Linked DNA regions of Mus musculus: region 1 is linked to region 2. Evidence: chromatin loops called from intact Hi-C (ENCODE). Cell type or tissue: heart. All regions are shown on one strand. Links, peaks and the distances in the headings refer to the core of each region. The heading gives the core; the rest is flanking DNA. Region 1 overlaps Pla1a (phospholipase A1 member A). Region 2 holds the start of Gm41453 (a long non-coding RNA gene).

The links. A loop is a pair of places that touch in the nucleus more often than their neighbours do. Peaks named below come from ENCODE experiments on the same cell type or tissue, not always from the same donor. Only the 100,000 strongest peaks of a DNase experiment are listed, where the experiment ranks them.
Region 1: it touches region 2 in a loop (2.1-fold over the local background); 3 of 42 quality-filtered maps call a loop at or near these places.

What each region holds. Positions count from the first base shown.
Region 1 is chr16:38,382,375-38,399,696 of GRCm38, reverse strand. It overlaps Pla1a (phospholipase A1 member A), which reads left to right. Exons shown (of 11, transcript NM_134102.4): 10 at 2,194-2,358; 11 at 3,162-3,580. The coding sequence ends at 3,246. Among named protein-coding and RNA genes, the nearest start is that of Popdc2, 29 kb to the right of the region's middle. In heart, for the core only: no CTCF peak of the experiment used is centred there; a DNase peak (open chromatin) is centred at 7,346.
Region 2 is chr16:38,481,668-38,484,167 of GRCm38, reverse strand. It overlaps Cd80 (CD80 antigen), which reads right to left. Exons shown (of 5, transcript NM_009855.2): 4 at 1,435-1,548. It overlaps Gm41453 (a long non-coding RNA gene), which reads left to right and starts at 1,285. Exons shown (of 3, transcript XR_876066.2): 1 at 1,285-1,615. It also overlaps the pseudogene Ck-ps3. In heart, for the core only: a CTCF peak has its summit at 1,159 (motif pointing right); DNase peaks (open chromatin) are centred at 337 and 797; H3K4me3 peaks cover 1,183 bases; H3K27ac peaks cover 441 bases; H3K27me3 peaks cover 270 bases.

The DNA.
Region 1 (17,322 bases), core at 6,046-8,545, 91 kb after region 2:
GGAGGGTGTGTTCTCAGGCTGCCCTGCTGAACTGTGCTGTGAGGGAAAACAAATCCCTCCCGAAAGAGGTCATTCCCCTTGAGCTCCCCTACATCCTGCCACTGGACTGTGCTCTGTCTGCAGATACTGGCCCCTCCGGGTCATGGATTTGCAGGTGCCCACAGCGGTGGCTTGGGGACTGTGGTGGACTAGAATGCTGAGGACTTTCCATAGTTATTTGTTTAAAGTTGTGTTGCTACAGGAAGGGCTTTCCTTTGTTTCTCTAGTCAGTTGGTAGATGAACAGATACTAATGGAGACCTTGGCCCTGACACACTAGGCCTTCTGTATGGGTAAAACCACTGTTCCCGCCCACCAGTCACTGGAGACTTGGAGCAAGCCGAAGCTGAGGTTCTCTGAGCCTCTCAGTGGGCCTCTCATAGGTGGTTAGCCTTCATGCCCAAAGGAAGACACGTGACTCTTGAAGAAGGACACTGAATGCATTAACTCTAACCATCTCTCTCTCTCTTTTTTTTTTTTTTTTGAGACAGAGTTTCTCTGTATAGCTGGCTGTCCTGGAACTCACTCTGTAGACCAGGCTGGCCTTGAATCCAGAAATCTGCCTGCCTCTGCCTCCCAAGTGCTGGGATTAAAGGTGTGCGCCACTGGCTAATTTTTTTTTTTAATTAAAAAATTAGAAATTAGAAGGATAAGTGCCAGGGAGAAGTATGTTTTGCCCCTACTTTCTATTATTTTGTAAAAACCCAAGTTTTCCTTTTTTCCTTTTTTTCGAGACAGAGTTTCTCTGCAGCCCTGGCTGTTCTGGAACTCACTCTGTAGACCAGGCTGGCCTCGAACTCAGAAATTCGCCTGCCTCTGCCTCCCAAGTGCTGGGATTAAAGGCACGTGCCACCACGCCCGGTATCAAGTTTTCCTTTTAGGTGGACAATTTACCCAAGCCAAGCCACTCACTCAAAGCAACTTTCATATCCCTTATAATTTGTAAGGTCTTGGATAAAAGCAGTTTCTTGAATCCTAATTTTCTCTGACATATTATAAAACGTTTCCAAGCAGGGGCAGCTTTTCTTTACCTGAACAAAGTCTTTCTGCAAAATGAGGCAACAATCTGTATGCCTGCCTCTGGATGAGAAAAATACACCACAAAGACACCACCGCTCTGTAAAACTGGAGAGAAAAAGGGGGTGGGGCTGGCGATGAATCAGGACCCAACCTGCTGTGGTGTGGAGAGGCATCTGAACCTTGCCCTCTCCCTCCTTCCCAGAGTCCCCCACTGTCTCAGAGATCAGAATTGAAGGACACACAGTCCACTACCCAGGCCCCAGGCAACCTGTTCCTCTCGCGGCACAGCTGGATTAAGCATTTTTCTTTGGGAAAGAGCTGTTTCAGAAATCTTGAACTTGAGTAATCTTGGTGTACGGTGAAAGACTCACACGGGAAGTCCCTTAAATAAAAATGTTTATTGACTTTCCAATAATGAAAAAGAATAGGGATCCATCCCATAATCAGCCTCCAAAAGCTGACACCATTGCATACACAAGCAAGATTTTGCTGAAAGGACCCTATATAGCTGTCTCTTGTGAGACTAGGCAGGGGCCTAGCAAACACAGAAGTGGATGCTCACAGTCAGCTATTGGATGGATCACAGGGCCCCCAATGGAGAAGCTAGAGAAAGTACCCAAGGAGCTAAAGGTATCTGCAACCCTATAGGTGGAACAACAATATGAACTAACCAGTACCCCCAGAGCTCCTGTCTCTAGCTGCATATGTATCAGAAGATGGCCTAGTAGGCCATCAGTGGAAAGAGAGACCCATTGGTCTTGCAAACTTTATATGCCTCAGTACAGGGGAATGCCAGAGACAAGAAGTGGGAGTAAGTGGGTAGGGGAGTGGGGGGGGGTATGGGGGACTTTTGGGATAGCATTGGAAATGTAAATGAGGAAAATGCCTAATAAAAAAATTAAAAAAAAATTAATAATAAAAAAAAGAATAAACACGTATTTTCTGGGTCACATTCAAAACTGTTGGCCTGTGCGCAGGGGGCCAGTGAGGATTCAAAAACGCTGCGTCTCGTTTTTTAAGGTGCCCGTGCCTCTGTACTTGACAGCTAACAAGGTTTGCCTGCAAAGCCCCTTAGTTCACAGGCCAGTGAAGCACAGACCGGTGCCGGCTCATCCTCTCTCCCTTTGCCTTTCAGACCTAAACAGCAACTGGAAGGGAGAGGGGTCATGGCTCATCCTAACCCACAGTGCCAGATAAACCAAGTGAAGCTCAAGTTCCAAGTTTCTAGCCGGGTTTGGAGAAAAGACAGAACTCCTGTTGTTGGGACTTTCTGTACTGCCCCTCTGCCGGTCAATGACAGGTGAGTCACAGAACCCACCCCCTAAGCACCCCTGCAACACCACCAAGCACAGCTCTGGATCTTCGGGGTGTTGCTTGATGGAATTCAACCTCAATAAAGTGATAACTGTCTTAGGTGAGGAATCCACTGGGACCCCGAGTTCTCCCCAATCTTCTATAGGGTCATACTGAATTGAAGGGTTTTTTTTTGTTTGTTTGTTTGTTTTGTTTTGTTTTTGTTTTTTTTGTTTTGTTTTTCGAGACAGGGTTTCTCTGTATAGCCCTGGCTGTCCTGGAACTCACTCTGTAGACCAGGTTGGCCTTAAACTCAGAAATCTGCCTGCCTCTGCCTCCCAAGTGCTGGAACTAAAGACGTGCGCCACCACTGCCTGGTGGAGTTGAAGGTTTTAGGGAGGAAGCTGGAGAAGCTGGTCTTTAATTCTCCTCCTGGTATTTAACTTAATACCTCCATACATGAAGCGTTTGCATCTGCTTGATGCATTTGGTTTTAGTTGCAGTTTTATCAGAATATTTATCACAGTGTATTTCTCCCTCTGTGGCCTCTCCTTCAAATGTGTCATTGGCATCTTGGGTGCGGATCTAGACTCTTTCCTCTGCCTCGAGTGGGCATTCCAGTGAGTAGCCTCACCACCTTACTATTGGCACACAGAGAACAGGAATAGATTATGTAGTAGGAAAACGTAGACTCCTTTCACTAGACATGGGGCACAGGAAAGAAAAGACATACAACTTCTAGCTCTTTCTCCTGATGACCAAGAACCTGCCTCTCGTTGTTCTGCAACAATACGTGTGTTGTTCACACAGCAAGAAGACGGTCTGCATACCTGAGCCAGTGCGTCTGCAAGCAGGCGTGCCTGCTTTCCAGGACCTGAAAATAGCCTGCGTGTAGCCCGAGCCTATGCAGGAGGCAGTGGCCGCAGTTTTCCGAGGGCAGTGTGCCAAGAGCTGTTTGTGAGAGCCGTATTTCACCCCATTTCTACTAAAGGGGAAGGCCAAATTCTTGGTGGTTTTCCCTGTAAGCAGTTACTGTGGAGGGGACAGATGACTCATGTTACAGACCTTGATCTCCGTCACCAACATCTAACGCTTTACATAAATGCCCTTTTAGCTTCTCTATTTCGACACAACTGTGATTACCTCACACCCTTAAGCATCTATACTTAGGATTTAATAGAAATGTACGCAGAGAAATTTTTTAAATAAACTGCCATGGAATATCTGAATCATTTTGGTTGTTTTGTTGAAATGTAATTCTACTATACTCAACACACAGACACACAGACAGATACACTATTATTTACAGGGCCACTGAGATGACTAGGTAACATGCACACACACACACACAGTAATTAAGAAAATAAATGTTTAAAAATGTAAAAAGTGATTTACAGAGGATTGCTATTGCTGCCGACTATAGTTAGTCCTGGAAGAAAATGTTCATTTTTATAATGTGTATAAAGTATATCACAGACACTTATAACCTGCCAAGCTCCCAGGACAAAGTGACCGCTGCTGTAGTATTTAGACACGACACTCAGCCAGGATGGAGGAGAGTGACTGAATATCTGTATCACACACACAGCCTTACGGTGCATCACAGAAGAGAGGACAGAGAGAATACAGGAGCTGGAAGAAGGGGGCAAGTGTTGTGTGGCAATTTCCTCTGAATTGAACGTTTTTCCTCCTGGAGGAAGAAAGAGGCTCGCTCGTGAGAATCAGGAAGTAAACAAGGGCCCCCAGACCTGGAAAGATGTCACTTAGAGGATTCACAAGACCTCACCTCAAAACATAGAATGAGGAAGGACATGTGTAGAAGAGTTCTGTCAGAGCGGCCCCCGGGTTCAGAGAGCTCCAGGAATGCAGTTTTTGTGTGTCTCTACCCAGGCTGGGACCAGCTTCTTGGAAATGCAGCTGCCTGTGAGGGTTTCCTGCTTCTGTAAGTAAGCTCTTTCTTGTGACCCTGTAGCCTCAGTGAACTCATTGGTTAGCCAGGTTAGACTTTTGTGGAATTGTTGCTATGGTCAGTTGCTGGTTCCCTATTCAGGGTGAGTAGATATTTGCATGAATCCTCTCAAGATGTCACAAGACACTAGCACACTCCCCATGTGGCCTCTTTGTGACAAAGCCTTTAATACAGAGACACTTTGAAGAAAGTTGTCCAAACCATACTAGTATGAAATATTCCTCCTGCGCACCATCTTGTTCTTGTTAGTTTTTCTATTGTTGTGACAAAAAACACTATGACCAAGGCAACCTATAAAAGAAAGCATTTAAATTGGGGCTCAAGGTTGCAGAGGGATGGAGCCCATGACTGTCAGAGCTGGGAAAATGGCAACAGCAGGGCAGGCATGGACAAAGAGCTCAGCGTTTACATATTTAAAATAATGTTTTACTGGCTCTTTGTGAATTTCACATCATACATCCAATCCCACCCATCTCCCCTTCCACATGGACACAGACACAGACACAGACACAGGCAAGAGGGCAGCCACACAGGCTATTCTACTTCACTTCCCTCCCCTCTTCTTGTTCAGAACACTGAGTTACCCCAGCAGAAGCCAGAGGAGGAAAAAAACCAACTTGGTTCGTAGAGGTCCAGGGCATAGAGCAGGGTACAGAAGGATGGGTCCTAGGTTCACCTCATAACTTTCCCTCCTAGATGGTTCACTTTTTAAACTTAGCTTTAAAAAATACCCCCATAAACGAGCTTTAAAGAGAGTTGACTTTTGGTTCACTCTGTAACAAAGGCAGGGAGAATGATGTAAGCCGTAGGGTATGGTTACATCATTTGTATGAGGTCATGCAGAACGCAGTAGCCAGGGCCCAGCTCTTCTGAGCTGTGGCAATGAAAGCCGCAGGATGGTCAACGCAATGTCCATTTGGACGCTCACCCACGAGCCCCATTCTCTGCCTGCCCTAGCCTTGCAGGACATTGTCACACGGGAAGAATCCACGTCATCTCCAGCAAGCAGGCTTGCAATTTCCTTCCCTTTTAAAATCTCAAGCCACTCTTCTCTTACACCCTCTTGTAACCACCCAGCAGCTTGTGGGTTTCCCTGGGAGTGACCTCAGCTAGCCTGGGCTTCATTGAGCTCAAGTTCCTGTGGTTGTGACTCAGGGAACAGTGACTCTCCTGGGAGACACTGCTTAGCCATCCTTCTTCCTTAGTTTTCCCTTATGCTTGCGACTTTTCTTCCAAGTTTGGATAAATCGTAGCATGCTTCTGTGATAAAGGGATTATATCATAAGCTGTTACTCTAGTTAGGCTTTGCATTATCTTTGGGATATGGCCTGTGTTTCTTCACTAATGTCATCTTGTTTTAACGCATCGTGAAATGTGGAAATGTACTTCCGTGTTATCGTGTGTCCCATCAGAAATGTTAGATCATTACCGTAAATGGGAAACTAGTTTCTCTTATCCTAGGCTAATCCTAGAAATAAATACAATGAGACCATAGTCATGTTTGACATTCCGAGCAGATGCTGTGAACTGCTGGCCCCTGAGCTGCAGGGCCCACTTTTTCTCAACCTAAAAACAAATATTAGCCGCTTATGAGAGAAGTTTTCAAAACTTATTGTCTTAGGGTTTCCATTGCTGTGAAGAGACACCATGACCAAGGCAACACTTATAGAAGACAACATTTCATTGGGGCTGGCTTACAGGTTCAGAGGTTCAGTCCATTATCATCAAGGCAGGAAGCACAGCAGCATCTAGGCAGGCATGGTGCAGGAGGAGCTGAGAGTTCTACATCTTTATCCAAAGGAAGCCAGGAGCAGACTGTCCTCAGGCTGCTAGGAGGAGGGTCTGGAAGCCCACCCCCACAGTGACACACTTCCTCCAACAAACCATCACACTCATCCATAGACTAGCAAGATGCCTGGCTGGGTGTGCAAAGGCACTTGATCTCAGGCCTAATGCTCTGAGCTTAATTCCCGGGACCCACACAGTGAAAGGAGAGAGCAGGCTTCCTCAAGGCTTCCTCTGGCTTTCACAGTGTGCTGTGATGATCTATCCTTGAAAAAGCACACACACACACACACACACACACACACACACACACACACTCTGGCACACTCACACAGATGTACAGAGAGGGAGACACACACACTCTTGCACACTCACACAGATGTACAGAGAGACACACACCGACACACACACAGTGACACACATCCCTTATTAACAACACATGTAATTAGTGGACTGAAAAGAAGACATGCAAAGCTTTCTCACTAGGTGATTTTGTAGCACACAGCGGTAGGTCTGGGCATCCTGTCCAGGCACATAGCTTTCTCTTTGGGAAACCTGGCTTTAAGCAGCTGGAGTGTCTGTGGGGTTGAGGGGTAAGGGGGCTGCTTGATGGGGCAAAGGCAGAGCTGGGAACCCCTCCATACCCACTGGACTCTCAGAACTCTGCTGTGAGCGTTAAATGACTGTGGATTAATTCAACCCGAATGTCAGATCCCCCACCAAGCAAACACACCTGATGGGAGATAAAAGCAACTTGATCCCGGAACAGGGAGGCAACAGAATCAGCGGTGCTGCACAGCTCTTCGCTGTTCCTCTGCTGTTTTACTATGGTCTAGCCTCTCAGCACAACTGTGAGGCACACACTGTGAATGCCTCTGCTCACACAGCAAGGAGCGCAAGGCTGGTATCCAAAGGAGCCGGGCCAACGGGCCTTATAGTTCGGGCCATTAACCAGAACTGTAGTTAGTCTCTATGTACAAAGCACTCTAAACCCACACTCAAGTAAGTTCTCCTCCAAGGCTCAGAGTGGAACCCCCTAAGACTGCCTACTAGACATTTTGGGGTCTGGATGAAATAAAAATATTGTTTTAAACAAAAAAAGTTACAAAAATTTTCAAGGCGATGAGAAGAGCGGAGCAGGAAACAGAACTGCAGGTCACGTGTCCAGGCAGCCGGTCCGGCGGCCAAGCGAGTCACATGGGAATCTCAGACAATCGTGTGTGGACAGCTGACTGAGATCTCAGACAAGGCTTCGTTTCAGTTGCTGAGTTCTTTTTGGAAAACAGGGCTGGTCCATCAATACCGTGAGGACGAACATGGGAACAGGAAGCCAGAGGAGTGGGGAAAAGCCATGGGAGCGGCTGGAGACTAGACTACGCTGCAGTGGAGAGTCAGCTGGGCGCACCGCCCTCTCTGAAGTCCTTCTATGAGGTGTTGTGCTCCAAAAGCTTCTAGTGTCTCACAGTTTGTGCCTTGGCTATAAATATATCCTTGAAAAAGCAATTATCTATGGTAACACCAGCAACTGGCACGCTAGGATAGTACAGTCCCTCACTGTTTATTAGAAAACAAACAAACAAACGGCCCCATGGAGTAGTCTTCTCTGACAATTTATCATAAGCATTGGCTTTTCTTTGTAGTGTTTTATTTTGTTTGTTTATTTCTTTTTTCACTAACCCAATATCTTCACTTGTTAAAGATCTGTTCTGATTTTCTTTTTCTCTTCAGTCAGCTTCTGCGATTGGTACATTTCTATAAATCTGTCCGTTTTACCTGAGCTATCTAATTTGCTGGTGTACAATTATTCATGGTATTCCCGTACATATTTTTGCTGATGTATAATTATTCATAGTATTTCCGTACATATTTTTATTTTGATAAGCCCAGTAGTAATGTCTCTATCTTGACTTCAGAAACCAAATCTCCTCACATTTTTATTGGTAAGCCCTACTAAAGATGTATCAAGTTTATTGATCCTTTCAAAGAAATAACTGGAAATGACTGGTTTTCCATTCTCCGGTTTGTGAATGGCACTAGTTTTTATTTTCTCCCTCGATTGGACATTCTTCAGTATTATTTTTTTTTCCAGTAGAAAAAACCAAGCGTGTGACTTTGCTTTTGGGCTTTTGCTTCTGGCCTGCCAGCCTTTCATAAGATCACAGATTGTTTTTTTGTTGACTGCCCTCCCTCAAAAGAGACAGGGTCACGGGGTTGCCGTTCTCAGAGATGCTGTGGATATTGTAACGAGATGTTATTCTGTTACACGTGCTTCAGTTATCTTCATGTATGACCACAAATTTCAGAAGATCAGTATAAATCCCTAGCCTTAAATCTCTATAAAAATCTCAAGTGTAGAATATACTCCTTTTCTTGTTCAAATTGAAGAGATTTGTTTTCCAGATACCCTCAGTTTGAATTCCTAGGGAGGACCCCAATGTCCCAAACTCCTCTCTCTCAGAACAGAAGACATTTTTTCACGGACCCTTTCTCTGAAATGAGGGTTCCTGTCCTCAGTCCCAGCTTCACTCAGACTAGCGGTGGACACCTGACTTACGCTGGACCAGGGAGATTTTACTCTTGAATATTTGAAACAACAAAGAGCTACCCAGTGCTTCTCCTCGGGTAGAAGGAATTGCTATGTCCAAACTTGAGCAATGAAAGCAGTCTGTTTCCCTCATGAGAATGGAGAAGCAGGGAAGGCTAATCTGTAAGGAAAGAGAAATACATTGCCTATCTCCTGAGAGAAACAGAACCTTTGTTTCCCTGATCCAGTCCTATTTTGAAACAGTGTGGTAGTCTTGACATTAAGTCCTGTACTTTTATATAATAAGTCTCACTTTGTCCCATCAATACCACTGTCAAGGAAAATAAACCCCCCAGAACACATATTATATGATGGGTAGGATTCTAATCACGTTATATAGATTATCTTCTATAAACCTCCCAATAATGCCAAGCATTCTTATCTTACATGTGAAAACACTAAAGGACAAGAAAGGTTATAGAACTTGCCCAATCTGGTACGCCTAATGGAGGGTGACCTCACGATTCATACCACTACTAGTTGAGGTCAGAATCTGAGCTCTATCCACCATGTGACATGGTTCCTTTTCCAGTTGGCTTCTAGTCCCTAAAACCAAAATGGCTATGTACATAGAGCTCTACTCAGTCGAGCGCCACTCTGCCTGCTCAAAAGTTATCTGCCATATTCCCCAGTGTCCCCAAACTGAGCGTCCCCTAAAGTACCCTGTGGTCCATTCCAGCTCGATGCTTCTGCTCCTGAGCCTTCGGTCCTCACTTGGGTCCCTCCAGTCATTTGGAGTCCTCCTCTGGTTCCATGTCCTTCAGGAAACCTCCCTCCACATGCTATTTATGATGGTGCCTACAGTGCCTTGCAATGGTGTGTATGTCAGGCTTCTAAGATAGGTGATACTTAGGTTCTCAAAAAAAGGGACTTTGCTTCCTCTTTCTTTGTATCCCCCACCCACAGTGTAATTCACTGGAAATGGGAAATCTCAAATGGAACTAAAGACAGACAACTTAAAGGCTCAGGAAAGAAGTCAGGCCTAACTTAAAGGAGCACTTGCAGTCTCTTCATATGTTTCCAGAATGGCCTTCATTTATGGCTCTGCTTGAGAAGTCTGCTTCCCAGTGTTGCATTTTAACATTTTCAAATCTCCAGAAGAAATAATGATTGCACACAGAAGATCTGACCCTGAAACATAAATCTTATTTAGCTGCCGAATCCAAACCAGCTCTGCATCTGCTTATCCTGCATTCTGAACGTGATATACTGCTCACCCCGCCTTGTGAATACTCCTGACCTCACTCTTGGGTATGCTTCTGACCATGGGATGACCGTCATAGCCCCCTACCCCCTCCTCAAGGGACAGGCTTCTGCCACTTTGTGAAGAGTTTCACAGTAAGGAGAACTCAGTCCTTGCATGTGAAGTCACCTCTGGGTCACAGCATTGCCCTTTTATGAAACATGGCAGCTTGCCTCGTATGTCCACTTGACGTCCTGACCATAGCCCACTCATGCCACCCGGGGCTAATTCCACATCTCGCCCCAGCTGTTTGTCCTCTCCTGTGATAATAGCCACCATGATAATTCAGCTGTCTAGTCTTGAAACCTGAGTCATCTTTGACTCAGAATGTAACAGCACTAAAAATAAAAGCCATTTCTGCCCCCCACCCCACCCCTACTACCTGATTGACATTCACATAATGGCTCCTTATTTCTTCAAGTCTGGGATCTGTCCCTTCCTGTCTGGTCTCTCTGAGAGCTCTGGATTTTGGTATCAACCTCTCCACTGGTCTCTTTTCCTCCGGCCCTTTTACTGGTCCATTCTGTTTGGCTATGCCAATAATGCTGTCTAAAGCCACTCAAAACCCATTCTCTTGCTCCACAATTTTTGTGGCATTCTCTTGATAACTTCAAAAGAACCTGAAATTCAGGACCTTCCCTGGCTAAGTCATTATATCTTTCGTCTTGATTCTCATTTACGTTTTCCTGAAAGCCATTCTCAGCCCCTGTTGTTGAAAGGAAGAAGGAAAACTAGGTAACTTTCCTGGAGAAGGCGGCCCAATTGGTGATTTCCCACTTTGCAGCACTGGGGTCAAAGTGGCTTAGCTACAAACGCCCTCCTCTCCCTTGTCATCTTGGCTTGAAAACTCCCGTGGTGTTCACCTTCAGTTCACCTAGTAGAGATTCAGAAGACAAGCCAGACCAATCATGAGGGCATCCCCTTTCTGCTCGTCTGGTTTTCTGAGACAGGGTCTTACATATCTCAGGCTGACCTGGTGCTCTTGAATCACCTGCCTCCACTCACTCTCCGTGACGCTCACCCTAAGCTCAATTCAGAACCTGCACTGTCGTGTTTCTTGTATGGAAAGCACAGAGAACTGGTAAAAGCAGAGACGAGTGCTCACAAAGCCAGGTGCTCATTCATGCATTCAGCAAGTCCTTACTGTGTCCCTACGGTGTGCTGGTCATCCTCCTGATAAAAACGGTAATGTACTGAGTTTAAATACTCACTATGTGTCAGGTTCAGTTCTGAATGCTTTTATAAATAGGTTTATTGAATTCTCATAGTTATTTAATGCAAAGTGTTTTTTTCCTCAGTTGTGACTATCTGTTTGTTCGGCTAGTCTACATTTGAGCAAGCTGAGATGCCCCACAGTGAAAGAACTAGATAATAATATGAAGCCAAGTGAGAGCCAATATTTGGCTCTCTATTCTTAACCTTGACACACACACACATATTCTTGTGATATATATACATATGTATATTCATATATATATATTCATATATATATATTCATATATATTCATATATATACATATATATTCATATATATACATATATATGCACACACGCGCACACACACACACACACACATATATATATATATTTGGGGGAGGCATGCCGTGGTATATATGCAGAAGTCAAAGGACAATTTTAAAGGCTGGGAGTTGATTCTCTCTCTTCTTTGTTTGTTTGTTTGTTTATTTGGTTTTTTGAGACAGGGTTTCTCTGTATAGCCCTGGCTGTCCTGGAACTCACATTGTAGACCAGGCTGGCCTCGAACTCAGGAATCTGCCTGCCTCTGCCTCCCAAGTGCTGGGATTAAAGGCGTGCGCCATCACGCCCGGCTGGTTCTCTCTTTCTACCATGTCAGTTCTAGGGTTCAAATCCAACGTCTGTCAGGCATCACAGCAAGGGTAACACTGAGCCATATCATGGGCCCCTTTTTCTTTTTAACAAACTTGATTCAATAAACATTTTTGCTGGCCATACCATGTGTTTGTTTGTATTCTATATGAGGAGAATGTAAGCACAAATCTTCTGGAAGCTCACATCCTGACGGGAGAGCACTAGCTACTTATGCTAGTGTTGGTGGATTATGGTTTCCTTCCGTTGTTTCAGCATAGATCATAGAAGAGGTGTGTTGGCCACTCCAGGGGTGCTACTTTATCAGGGGCAGCCGTCTGGCATTTCATCAGAAGTCTACTGTCGCAAGCCTGGTGCGGTGGCTCCTGTCTGTAGTCACCGTACTCAGTTCTGGAGAGAGGAGGATTCCTGCAAGTTTGAGCCCAGCCCAGGTACAGAATAAAACTCTGTCTCAAAGGACTAAGAAGAAGAAAAAGATAATGATGAGAAGGAGGAGGAGCAGTGGGGAGGAGGGAAAGGAGGTGGAGGTGGTGGCAGCAACTGCTCACAGTCTCATGGAGCCACTCTCGCCAGTTCAGTCACTGTCCTCTCCTCACGTGCTCCTCTCTGTCCTAAGACTCCCTACATAACTTGTGTAGACTCTGTAACCAGTGTCCTCAAGGATTCTGTCTTAACCTTTTTTTTCCCCCTCAGGGCCTATTATCAGTATTTTTTAATTTTTAGAGTGTACATACGAGTATGTGTAAAAATACTTTTATGTACTCATCTTATTAAGAAGTAACCACATAAACAGATACAGAGACCCACAGTCAAATATTAGGCAGACCCAGGTGAATCCTGCAGGAAATGGGGAGGAAGAATTGTAGAACACCAAAATAATAATACATAATAATAATGATGATAATAATAGATCAACCGATATATAAATCAGAAAGGTACAAAACTCATAAGAATCAGCCCCACAGAATCAACAAACCTGGCCTCCCAGGGCCTCCCTGAGACTGAACAGACACACCCAGGGAGCCTGCAGGGGTCTGACTTAGGCTTTCTGCATATAGATTATAGTTGTGTAGCTCAGGGTTTTGTGGGACTCCTAACAGTGGAGTTCCAGCTATATCTGACACGTTCCCCTATTCTTGGGACCATTTCCCTCCTACTGAGTTGCCTTGACTAGATTTAATCTGAGGGGAGGTGCCTAGTCTTAATGCAACTTGATATGCTGCGTTTGGTTGATATCCCTAGGAGGCCTGTCCTTTTCTAAAGGTCACGAAGGAGGAGTGGGTGGGGAGGAGGGAGAGGGGGAGAGACTAGGAGGAGAGGAGGGAGGGAAACTTTGTTTGGGATGTAATATATGAAAGATAATAATAATAATAATAATAATAATAATAATAATATTGGGTCAACCATATACCAAATCAGAAAGGTACAAAACTTGTAAACCATGAGCCTGCCTTAGCAATAATCATTGTATTCTTGTTTTGTTCTCAGTTTACTTAATATGCAGTCAGAGAGGAGACCATGGATATAAAGGATCCTTACACAGGTAGAAATATTGTTGGATATAAAGGAAATAGGAAGGGCGCGGGCAATGAACTCTGACCGTGGAGGGTTCCTGGATCCTGAAGCCTCCATGCCTAAGAGCATCTCTGATATCTCAACCCCAATAGAGTCCCATGCCAGATCTGGCTTTATGCATCCCCACACAAGGAGAGCAAAGACCTTATCAAATCCATATGCTAAGGTACACTAAAGTGTGCTTGCTAGGTTAGATAAACTGGCACCCCGTAAACGTGGCACTTCTTAAGGACATTTTCACATCGAAGACAGATGCTTAAAATAATTTAGAAACTTTGTTGGGGGAATCGCAAAAATATAAGTGGTTACGTGAAGAGAAATGATATTACAAGAAAGGAGATTCATGGAAAGGGGAAGAACCTGAAAAGGATGAAGGTCAAGAGTAACTAATATTTTCCTCTTGGGCACTTGAGGGAAGATGCATAAAGACTGGGCAGGAGGTGGGGAAATGAGACCAGAATGATTCATTGTGGTCTCAAGGAACCACAGAGAAAAGACCTTCTTCCTCACTGGTTTTAAAGAACCAGAGAAAGGGCCTGGGCTTGGATAGGAGAGAGAGGCTGGGAAAACTGGAAAACCGGAATGAGAGATCCAGAAATCCCAAGTGTCAGCCTTCCTTCCCTACCTTGAAAGAGATGTGCAAGTCACTCTGATAACAGTAAATGAGTTGAATAGACACCCAACGAACTGCCAACTGCACGCCAAGCCTGAGGTCTTGTGATGCGCCCCAGCCACAGCAACGGATGAGAAAGCCCCTAGCTCTCGAGAGGGAACCTAGAGAGAAATGAGCTGAGGGAGATGGTCCCAGGGTCCTACTGAGAATGGTGACAGGGTAGGAGGGTGGCAGAGCTAAGGTGGGAACAAAGGGATACTGAGTAGTGCATAGGATTCAGGTCAGTAGAGTGCTGCTTCAGGCTTCTGAGCAAGAGTTCAGCTTCTAGACTGTATACATCAGATTTGTAGAGGGAATATGTCCTGGGCTTCCGTGTCTGAAGTGATCATGTGACAACTGCTACTGTGCACTGTGTAGAAGAGGCACTTTGGGAAAGGATTGTGTTAGACTATACCGAAGGTGAAGTAAAAATTCCTTAAAGAGAGGATAGGTTTGTGTATGGATGCAGTGACACCCGGAAGTGAAGCTGCCTGCCCCCTTACTCACCCTTCCAGCTCTGGGCTCTCTGTAGGCCCTTTTATTTATGTTACGGATGAGTAGCTTGGTGTTCTTGTAGGAACCCTAACAGTAGTAGTGGGGACTATCCCTGACTATTTTGCCTACTTTCCTTCTACTGGGTTGCCTCGTCCACCCACGATGTCATTGTATGTACCTGGCTCAGATGAGAAGACACTAGCCAAGAAGGCATAATCGAAAGCTTTTCAACACAGAGCTACTGCTAACAAAAGCACTAAATACAGGCTAGTATGGCAGATCACCATGGGTGGGGTGAGCACGCACTGCAGTGTGGATTGGGGGACAGTTAGGGAAGACTAAAGAGTAGAAACTGCCTGGCCATCCACTTGCCTCTCCATCATCTCTGCCTGCCTCTGTGATCAGCAAAACCAAAGCTGACTGTTAACTGGGTCAGTGTGATATGGTCTAATCAATGAACAGGCAAGTGCTTCCAGTTCAAAGCAAAGGAAAGGACACAGGACCAAGTCTTTTCTTCCTGCAGATGACAGTGCCCGATGATCAAAAATCAACAGGATCCCTGGACTCTAGAAAGACAGGAAGACACCCTTGTGAGTCATGGGGTCTCTCAGTGAATAAACCTTATGCCAGGAAAGTAAGCCAGGCTGACTGATATCATATCAGGAAGAAGCTCAGGGTCTTATTCAAGTGGAATAGAAAATCATTTGAAATTCTGATTTGGAGACTAATTGGTCCTTACACATGTTTATTTATTCCCCTTATGGTTGTTAGCCCTCAAAATGGCAGTACTGGTAACATTGTCCTAATCAGGACGACTTTGGCTGGGTAAACAGAAAGAATGTTATTGGGTAAACAGAAACCTGAAGTCTGGTTTCTGTTCACCAGAAAATCAGATCTCACAAGACATGTTTATGTTTACCAGGAATCTCCCTTAATTCCTTAATTCACCCAGAAAGGCCATCTACCATGGGCAAGAGCATCTAGTTCCTGGTCAGTGAGAACAATATCAGCTCAAAGACTCCCACCCTACTGACTGTCATACAAAATCCAGTTTCTTTTCCACCATCTTGCCTCCCCAATTACCATATAGTCTTGATATTTCGTTACACAATAAACTATTCTTTCTACCCTTGGAGCTGTCTAGTACAATGGTTTCCCTGCACGCAATGGTGAAGGCATTTGGGCTCCTACACATTCAGATGAGTGATTTGCTCTGTGGGGAGTAGATTGTGGGGAGGAGGGACAGAAGAGCAGTTATATTGCAGGGAATCTAATTCTGAAGTCATGGTGGCTTGATGTTAGTGCTTACCACAGAGGAGGGCGGGATCTAGTCTGAAGACAGAGATAACAGTACAGCAAAAAGCCTCCAAGGCATGAACAAATGAGCAAAGAGGAAGATGGACTGAGCACAGGTGGAGGTGGAGGGTGGGGTGGTGCTGTGAGCCAAGGGTGAGGCAGCCAGTCAGGGTTGCTGCAAAGGGCTAAAGCATCATGTTTTCATTTAAAATCCTAGAGAATGGGATGGAAGGAGAAAGGTGAAGAGGGTAGGAGAGGGAGAGGGAGAGAGAGAGAGCGCTCATTTTGAGTTATAAAGTGAATGCAATTTTAATACGCAACTTGTCTGCATTATAAAATACAGAGACAGAAAATATTCTCAAACCAAGCCCAGAAATACATAAAAACATCAGGATAGCCGGGCGTGGTGGCGCACACCTTTAATCCCAGCACTCGGGAGGCAGAGGCAGGCGGATTTCTGAGTTCGAGGCCAGCCTGGTCTACAGAGTGAGTTCCAGGACAGCCAGGACTACACAGAGAAACCCTGTCTCAAAAACACCAAAAAAAAAAAAAAAAAAAAAAAAATCAGGATAAAGTTGGGTTTGTTCCAGGAATAAGATAGATTCGTTCCAGGAATGCAAGGGTTTTTGTTTTGCTTTTCTTTGCCTTAAAAAAACCGTATCTCTATTTGTAGAACTTACAGTGTTATCAGAATAAAGGAGAAAGGTCATCTCAACACATGTAGTGGCCCAGTGTATGACATGAGCCTATGATCTCACCATTTGCAAGGTGGAGGCAGGAGGATCAGGAGTTTAAGGCCATCCTTGGGTATATAGCAAGTTCCAATTCAGCCTGGGTTCCATGAAACCCTCAAAACAAACACCACAAAACAAAGGAATAACAATAAAAAAAATGTAGAAAACCATTTAATAAGGCCAACATTCATTCACATTTCAAAGGAATAGGAATATAGAGAAATTTCATCTGAAAAAGAAAGAGAAGAAAGAGAAAAAAAAGAAAAAGAAATAGCATCATAAGAATCTATGAAAGCCAGAGATCTCAGTGTACGCTGGTGACAGCAACACCCAGGAGGCAGATAAGGGGTTCCGTAGTTGAAAACTCTGTAAGCCTGTTTTGTTGTTTGCTTGTTTTCTTAAGTAAAAAGAAACTCCTTAGACTTAAGCACTCCTCGGACTAATGACAAAATATCAAAAATATTTTCCTCTAGGTAACTGTAAAAGGAAGATGCCCTCTGCCATCCACTCTGTCCCTGTACTAAAGGTTCTACCTAACACAACAGGTACCAGAAAGGAAAGGTTGGGAAGGATGGCTCAGGAATGAAGAAACAAAAGCTGTCAGTACTCATAACGTAATTTTATCCTTGGATAATCCTGAAGAATGTATAGACTGTGATGAGAATTAGTACATGTATTTATCATAATTATTGGGTGGAAGTTGAAGTTACAAAACTTATTTGTATTATGTAAGCAGCAATGGACAATTAGTACGTAAGAAGTATTTAATGATAGTATTCATAATCACATG
Region 2 (2,500 bases), core at 1-2,500:
GCAGCTTGATGTGCACACCTGCCCGCAGTCCGGTGCCCAGGTTGGAAGGGCGTGTGAGGATGTAGCCCAGGTGAGGGCTCCACATGAACTCATAGTTCTTGGACTTGAAGAGAGTTTCGATTTGAGTGAGGCCGGTGCAGAATCGGGTGAACACTTCCTTCATGTTGCCCCCCTTCTTCATGGAGATGACCCGCAGGTGGTCCTCCTCGTTGATCCACACCAGGAAAGTCTTATTGTCATTGTGCCATATGCCAGCAAGCATCCGGCCAGTCGCGGGCCATGCTGGAGGCCAGCAACAGAGGCGACACAGGCTTGTCGAAGAGGAAGTGGTCGTCAATGAGCTGCTGCTGCTCCGCCTCGGTCATGCTCTTGATCGCATAGAACCTGCCAGACAGGTCGCCATCTAGGCTGGACAGAGCTTCTACTGCCAGCTTCTCGATGGCGCGGCGCTCCCCGCGGCTGCAGTACGGGGTGGGGTGGGGGAGCGGGGGGGGGGTGTAAGACAGAAGCCGCGGATGCTGCGGCCTGTGCGCACCAACGAGCTCAGCACGTAGTTGGGGTCCAGGTCATTGCCACCCTGCAGGTTGTCTGGGTTGAGGTAGGTCTTGTGCTCATCACTGGGCTGGTAGCTGCCGTGCCGCTCCTCAATAATGGGGTCGAAGAGTTCCTTGAATACGTCGTAACTCTCCTTGTCGCCTGCCACTGCACCCACTGTCATGATGTACGGGTGGCCCGGATTGTCTACGCCAGTCTGAATGGCGTCGTCCAAAGTAAAGCCGCTCGGCGTGCAACTGTCACGAAGCTCGGCATACAGCTCGGGGGTCAGCACCTTGGCCATATGGTTGTTGTGGCTGCTCAGATCAGGGAATTCATCCTCGGCCGGGAAGCGCAGCTTCTGCGTATTATGGCTGTTGGAGAAGGGTATGGCGAAGGCAGCGGGCGGGATGCCTGTGCTTGCAGCTCCTGGCGCAGCGCAGAAGAACGACCGAGCAACAACTTCTTATCTTTGGAATTTGCATGTCTAGAAGAATGCTAGGCATACAGTAGGGGTCCAGGATATATATATTTTTAACAGTGAGTGGCCAGAACATGATGAGAACATTTTTTTAAAAAGATTTAATTATTGTATCTAAGTACCCTGTAGCTGTCTTCAGACGCACCAGAAGATGGCGCCAGATCTCATTACCAGGTGGTTGTTAGTCACCATGTGGTTGCTGGAATTTGAACTCAGGACCTTCGGAAGAGCAGTCAGTGCTCTTAACCACTGAGCCATCTCTCCAGCCCGAGAACTTTTTTTTTTTTTAAATCTGAAGTTGCCATAGATTTACTGTAAATATGAGCAGAGATTAGACTGATATACTGAAGATGTGCTGAGCCCTACTTACAGTGTCTGGTCTTCTAGGAACTGATCGTGATAATAAAAATGGTACTTACTGTGCTTACAGAAGCATTTGATGATGACAACGATGACGACGACTGTTATTACTGCGCCGAATCCTGCCCCAAAGAGCACAAGTGTGTTCTTGCTATCAGGAGGGTCTTCTGGGGCTGTGGAAAGAAAAGAATCGGTTGTGATGTGCTTCCTCCTGCTGGGTTCCCATCCTACACCTCTTCAGTATGTACCTGTGGAGAATCTTTTACTTTGCCAGATCATCTCATGGACACACAATTGCTAGCATTCCCTTGCACTGTCCTATATCCAACGATATAGATATTGCACACGAAAAAAAGTAAACTGAATTCTTGCACCTACCGAGCTAACTTGGCATGGGGAAGATTCTATGGAGAAAGCGTAAAAGCTAACTTGTCTTCTTGGCTCATTTCTGTGGCTGCTATGGCCAGGCCTTATCGATGTCATAATCTAGATATACCTACTTATTCTCCTCTAGCTCTGCTGTGCCTCCTCCCGTTCTCTTGCATGTTCTCCTCACGCCCTCCACCTTCACTCATGTTCCACACAGTGGCTGCCTTAAGGTTTGGGAGGTGCTCCACATTCTCTTTAAGATTGATTGATTGATTGATTGATTTTCCTTCCAGGTTTAAGTTTGGGGAGGGTTAGGAGAACTAAGAATGACTAAGAATTGGTATTAAGGGATCATTCTGGAAGTCACTTTTGTGGGCTAGCTTCTAATGAGCTTCTAGATTCATGAGGCGCAAAAGAGGGATACAAAGACTGCCGAAGCAGGAGGAGAAAGAGGTTGGTGTGTGTTGCTGCCATCCAGTTCTCCTCACTGGGGGCAACAGCTATGCCATTTATTTCTCAATCTTTCTGGGAATAGCAACATCTGACAGCGATACCTTTTGACAGGAATATTAGCAACACCACCTCTCTGGCTTCTCTGGAATGACTTACCAGAAATTATTGAACACTAACTCGTTTTCGATTTTCCCCATTACCAAGCCTCCTGGGTGAGGTTTGGCTTTCAGCTTATTTGAGCATTTGACACCACGGACTCCCTTGTCCTCGGTTTCTCTGCTTTGCACTCCTGTTTCAGCTTGT